Linked DNA regions of Homo sapiens: region 2 is linked to region 1. The links are chromatin loops, found by intact Hi-C in ENCODE. Cell type or tissue: MCF 10A. All regions are shown on one strand. Links, peaks and the distances in the headings refer to the core of each region. The heading gives the core; the rest is flanking DNA.

Evidence for each region. Hi-C counts contacts between places; a loop is a spot of excess contacts. Peaks named below come from ENCODE experiments on the same cell type or tissue, not always from the same donor. Only the 100,000 strongest peaks of a DNase experiment are listed, where the experiment ranks them.
Region 2: it touches region 1 in a loop (19-fold over the local background); 13 of 110 quality-filtered maps call a loop at or near these places.

What each region holds. Positions count from the first base shown.
Region 1 is chr10:99,245,829-99,248,649 of GRCh38, reverse strand. It overlaps a transcript of HPSE2 not described here. Among named protein-coding and RNA genes, the nearest start is that of HPSE2, 11 kb to the right of the region's middle. In MCF 10A, for the core only: a CTCF peak has its summit at 1,704 (motif pointing right); no DNase peak of the experiment used is centred there.
Region 2 is chr10:98,746,995-98,749,815 of GRCh38, reverse strand. All of the region lies in intron 3 of HPSE2 (heparanase 2 (inactive)), which reads left to right. Among named protein-coding and RNA genes, the nearest start is that of MIR6507, 180 kb to the left of the region's middle. In MCF 10A, for the core only: a CTCF peak has its summit at 1,305 (motif pointing left); a DNase peak (open chromatin) is centred at 1,325.

The DNA of each region.
Region 1 (2,821 bases), core at 312-2,811:
TTTTACTTAGGCAAATTTCTGTAGCTGGTTTGAATTCTTCCCCTGAAAATGGTTTTTCTTTTGTACCACATGGCCAGGCTGCAAAATTTCCAAACTTTTACACCTCCCTTTTAAATATAAGTTCCAGTTTTACATCATTTTTTTGCTCATGAGTGTGCATAGGCTACTAGAAACAGCCAGGCTACATCTTGAATGCTTTGCTGCTTAGAAACTTCTTCCACTGGATACCCTAAATCATCACTTTCAAGTTTAAAGTTCCACAGATCCCTAGGGCAGTTGCCCAATGCCTCCAACCTCTTTGCTAAAGCATAGAAAAGTGGCCTTTTCTCTAGTTCCCAATAAGTTCCTCCTCTCCATCTGAGACCATCTCAGCCTGGACTTCATTGTCCATATCACTATCAGCATTTTGGTCACAACATTTTAACAAGGCTCTAGGAGGTTTCAAACTTTCCCTCATCTTCCTGTCTGCTTCTGAGCCCTTCAAACTGTTCCAACCTCTGCCCATTATCCAGTTCCAAAGTCACTTCCACATTTTCAGATATCTTTATAGCAGTACCCTGCTCCTGGTACCAATTTTCTGTATTAGTCATTTTCACACTGCTATAAAGAAATACCCCAAACTGGGTAATTTATAAATAAAAGAGGTTTAGTTGGCTCATGGTTCTACAGGCTGTACAGTAAGTATGGCTGAGAAACCTTAGGAAACTTACAATCATGGCAGAAGTGGAAGTAGGCATGTCTTACATGGCTGGAGCCTGGGATAGAGAGAGAAGGGGTAGGTGCTACACACTTAAACAACCCAATCTCATGAGAACTCACTGAGTGTCATGAGAACAGAAAAGGGGAAATCCACCCCCATGGTCCAATCACCTCTCACCAGGCTCTTCCTCCAACATTGGGGATTAGAATTCCACATGAGATTTGGGTGGGGACACAAATCCAAACCATATCACCAACTCTTTACTTTAAGCCTATGGGTGTCATTATGTGTGAGATGTGTGTCTTGAAGAAAGCAGATGGATTGGTCTCATTTTTTAAAAAAATCAAATCACCACTCTGTGTCTTTTAAGTGGGGCATTTAGACCATTTATATTCAAGGTTAATATTGATATGTGAGGTGTTGATCCTATCATGACATTGTTAGCTAGTTGCTTTGTAGTTTCTATTGTGTGGTTGCTTTATAGGATCTATGGGTTATATACTTAAGTGTGTTTTTGCGGTAGCGGGTATCATGTTTTCATTTCCATGTTCAGAACTTCCTTACTTTTAAAAATACATAGTAAAGCTGGAATGAACTTAGGTTTGACAGCAGAACTAATTCTTTTCATGTTGCAGTAAACTGCCTTACTAAGATTGTTTTCCTGGGAAGTGATCTTTACCAAAAGGTTTAAAAATGTCTTATGGAAGTCTTTAAAGGAGATTATATGTTTATCTAATTGGGGAAATTAAGATAGTTTATCTTTGTGAGTCTTAACTGTATAGCATTCTGTGACATTTACAGTGGCGATGGAAGGGTATGTGTGTATGCTTGTGTGTTCTTGATTTTCTTAAATGACATGAAATCTTGTAAGAAAGATACTTCCTACTCTCTAAAACTAGGGTCCTGAACTATATGATTTCTAAGATTTCTTCAAGCCCAAATATACGATTATGGGTATGATTATTTTTGTTTTTGAGAACAGATTGTGAGGTAGTTGGGGGAATTTCAAACATTTCCACCAGCAGATGGCACTCTAGCATTTCTACAGCAGGCAACCCTTAGCTATTACTAAAGTAGAAGCTAGGCAAAACTGGACACATAAAAAGAAAAACAGTATGAAATATTTTAGTAATTATTGTGATGCAAAATTACATATGTATCAAGTAATAGGCTTCTATATATACAAATTGATTTTTTTTTTTTTGAGATGGAGTCTTGCTCTGTTGCCAGGCTGGAGTGCAGTGGTGTGATCTCGGCTCACTGCAACCTCTGCCTCCCTGGTTTGAGCAATCCCCCTGCCTCAGCCTCCTGAGTAGTTGGGACTAAAGGTACGCTCCACCACACCTGGCTAATTTTTTGTATTTTAGTAGAGACGGGGTTTCACCATGTTGGCCAGGATGGTCTCGATCTCCTGACCTCAGGTGACCCGCTTGCCTTGGCCTCCCAAAGTGCTGGGATTACGGGCATGAGCCATCACGCACGGCCACAAATTGATTTTAAGTCATAATCCCTTATTGTGCTCCACAGCACCTTTCACCACATTTTTATTATAGCACTTATCAAATGGATTTGTTAGCCTGTTCATTCTTCCAGGTACACTGTGAGGTTTCCAAGGGCAAGGATATTCTTATTCCTCTTTGGATCTCAAGGTGGCAGGAGGACACAATACCCGGTCCATTGTCAGACCTCAATAAATATTTCTTGTATTTTCCCCCCCATAATTGGTTAAGTATTGCCTTGAATGTAAGAGACTGTTTACGAACATTGGTCCATGAAAAGTCTTTTTGTTTTATTTTCTTTTTCTTTCAACAACTATCTTATAGGCATCAACTCTAATGCATTTGATGTATGTCCTTTGATGTTTTTGTATCCTTGTAAAATATATTGTTTAACATATGTGTTTAATTTGCACTAACATTTTGCTATAGGTATCATTCTGGTTTTGCGTGTTTCTCACCTATCATTGTATTTAAAACCTATTTTATGTACATATGTATGTGTGTACATTTAGTTCATTGCTTCTAACAGTTGTCCTCATTTTACCTATCTATTTCCTTTATGATGGACATCTAGGTGTCTCCAATTCCTCACTATTAAACTCAGCGCTTTACTGACCATCTT
Region 2 (2,821 bases), core at 89-2,588, 500 kb after region 1:
ATTTAATACACCTAACCTACTGAACATCATAGCTTAGCCGGGCCTACCTTAAATGCACTCAGAACACTTACATCAGCCTACTGTTGGGCAAAATCATCTAACTGAAAGCCTATCTTATAATAAAGTATTGAATATTTCAAGTAATTTATTGAATACTATACTGAAAGTGAAAAACAAAATGGTTGTGTATTTGAAGTACGATTTCTACTGAGTGTGTATTGCTTTTGCACCATCATAAAGCTGGCACTATTATATACTATATAATCTTCTTTTATATATGTATATCTATCTTCTTGTATGTATGTATATATGCATATATATATCTGTATATATACATGCATGTATATATGTATATATGCATGCATATATGTATATATACAGAACAGATATATATATGCATGTATATGTACAGATATACACGCATGTATATCTGTATATATAGATATATATGCATGCATATGTGTATATTTACAGATATATATGGTGTATAATAGTGCCTGTCACGTAGTAACTGCTTAATAAATATTTGTTGAGTAATTTAATAAGTTAATGAATGTCCAATTTTTTGTTTGTTGGATTGCTTGTCTGTTTGGTTTTTAAAGTGTCAAGTACTAGGGAAACTAAGAGAAATAATCTGTCATTCATATCTTAGTGTGAATTCATTGACCCTTATCTACATTTTCCTAATAGAAAACTGAGATTAACTTTATTAAAGAAGTAGCTTACCTTGGATCTTGCATTTAAAAAAAACAATCTGGTTCTTCTCTCATTACTATTTTGTTTCTTTTCTTCTTTTTATTGCCACAGAACTTCAATAAGTAAGCTGAATGTATCAGAATCTATTCCTTGTTCATCTACTCATTCTTTAAGGTCTCATCACAACCTAAATCTAATTTCTAACCTCACTGTTTGATTAATCTAATGGTTTTTTTTTTCTCAGTCCTTTTCCTCCTCAGTTTGTCATGAACACCTACTGTTATGGAACAGCACCTCCTTGCAACTCTCTTATTTTGGGTTCCTTAAGACTGCATATCTGGGTTCTTCTTCTTCTCTTTTTGTTGTTGTTGTTGTTCTCCATGACCCTTATATGTGGACATTTCTTAAGGTTTTCTCTTCAGCCATCTTTCTACATTTTGCCCTTCAGAAATCTCAAGAACTTTCACAGCATCAACTGTCAGCACTGAGTGACACCCAAGCCTGTATACTTTTACATCTTTCTCAAGTCCCAGCTCCTCATCTTCAACTGCCCACTATCCAGTGCTTCTTAGAATTATATGCCTGTGAAATGTCAATGCACCCTGACTATAAGACATAGAGGCATTGGCCCCCTCTGGTGGAGGGAGTAGAAAGTAATCTTTAAGTATCTATTTGTTTTGATGGAACCTGAGCAAATTTTCTAAGGGAGATTACATGTGTTGAATATCTACTAAATTCTCTATATTCAAATATATGTACTTTTCTAATAAACTGTAGAACATATGTCTTAGATTAGCAATAATTATTATTTTTTGAGACGGATTTTCACTCTTGTCACCCAGGCTGGAGTGCAATGGTGTGATCTTGGCTCACTGCAATCTCCACCTCCCAGGTTCAAGCGATTCTCCTGCCTCAGCCTCCTAAGTAGAGTAGCTGGGATTACAGGCATGTGCCACCACACCCAGCTAATTTTTTTGTATTTTTGGTAGAGACCAGTTTCACTATGTTGGTTAGGCTGGTCTCGAACTCCTGACTTCAGATGATTCACCCACCTCAGCCTCCCAAAGTGCTGGGATTACAGGTGTGAGCCATTGCGCCCAGCCTAGCAATAATTATTTTAGACAGATCTCTCTTTTGCCTCTTTCTACTTCTTATAGGCCACTTTTATGCAACACAAAGGATTTGGGCCTTGAGAACTCTTCGGCATGATATTAAGGCAGAAAATTGCTGTGTGTTAGATGCTATGAAGGATATAAGATACGGTACCAAACTTAAGAAACTTCACAGTTTAACTGGGAAAACAAGTTGTTCACTCTGGAGAAGTGAATAAATCAAGAAGTAAATCCCAAGATAATATTATGTCACAGATAATATGTCACAGAGCAGTGAGATGCCAAAAAATGGTATAGCTCTTGAGTTTAGAGAAAGTCGAAATCACTTTCGGGAGGTTGGTGTGTTCAGGAATGGCGTCATGGAAGAGGCAGGACTTAAACTTATTCTTAAAGAAGTATTTCCCAAACTTTTAGCATTCTAGTTCCCAATTTTTGCTATGTGAACAAACTATCCATACTGTTTCTCCCATACTGCTCTTTATGTTGACACATTTTTTGTAAATACATTTTGCCTTGCCTTAAACCATCAAATCCATGAAATCAAAGGTTTGATATGCTTTTGTGTTTGATGTGTGTTTGTGTTTCTAATACATGTGAAACATACACAGTAAAATACTCATTATATGGAAATAGTTTTAGAAAAAGATGACTTAAATGGAATCAATCTATCCAAAAGGAATATCAGTCATTCATATTAAATTTTGATGCAAACATTTGATATGGATTTTAGTATATAAATGAAACCAAAAATTATGAAAATAAGTAATTTTATTGCATGCTTAATAGATGTCATTGAAACTATGGATGAATAAAATGTTATTTAATTGAATATTGAGTATTTTTTATGATAATATAACTTTCATGACATGAATAATAGAGGACTTAAAAATGGACCTCTGTTGATCTTATAATACTCAAATTATTTTTTGAGTAACCTAGAATAATAATTCTCAAATCTCAAGGAAACTTCTGGATAAAAGTTATTATATCTAAAGCTCATAGTATATTAGAAT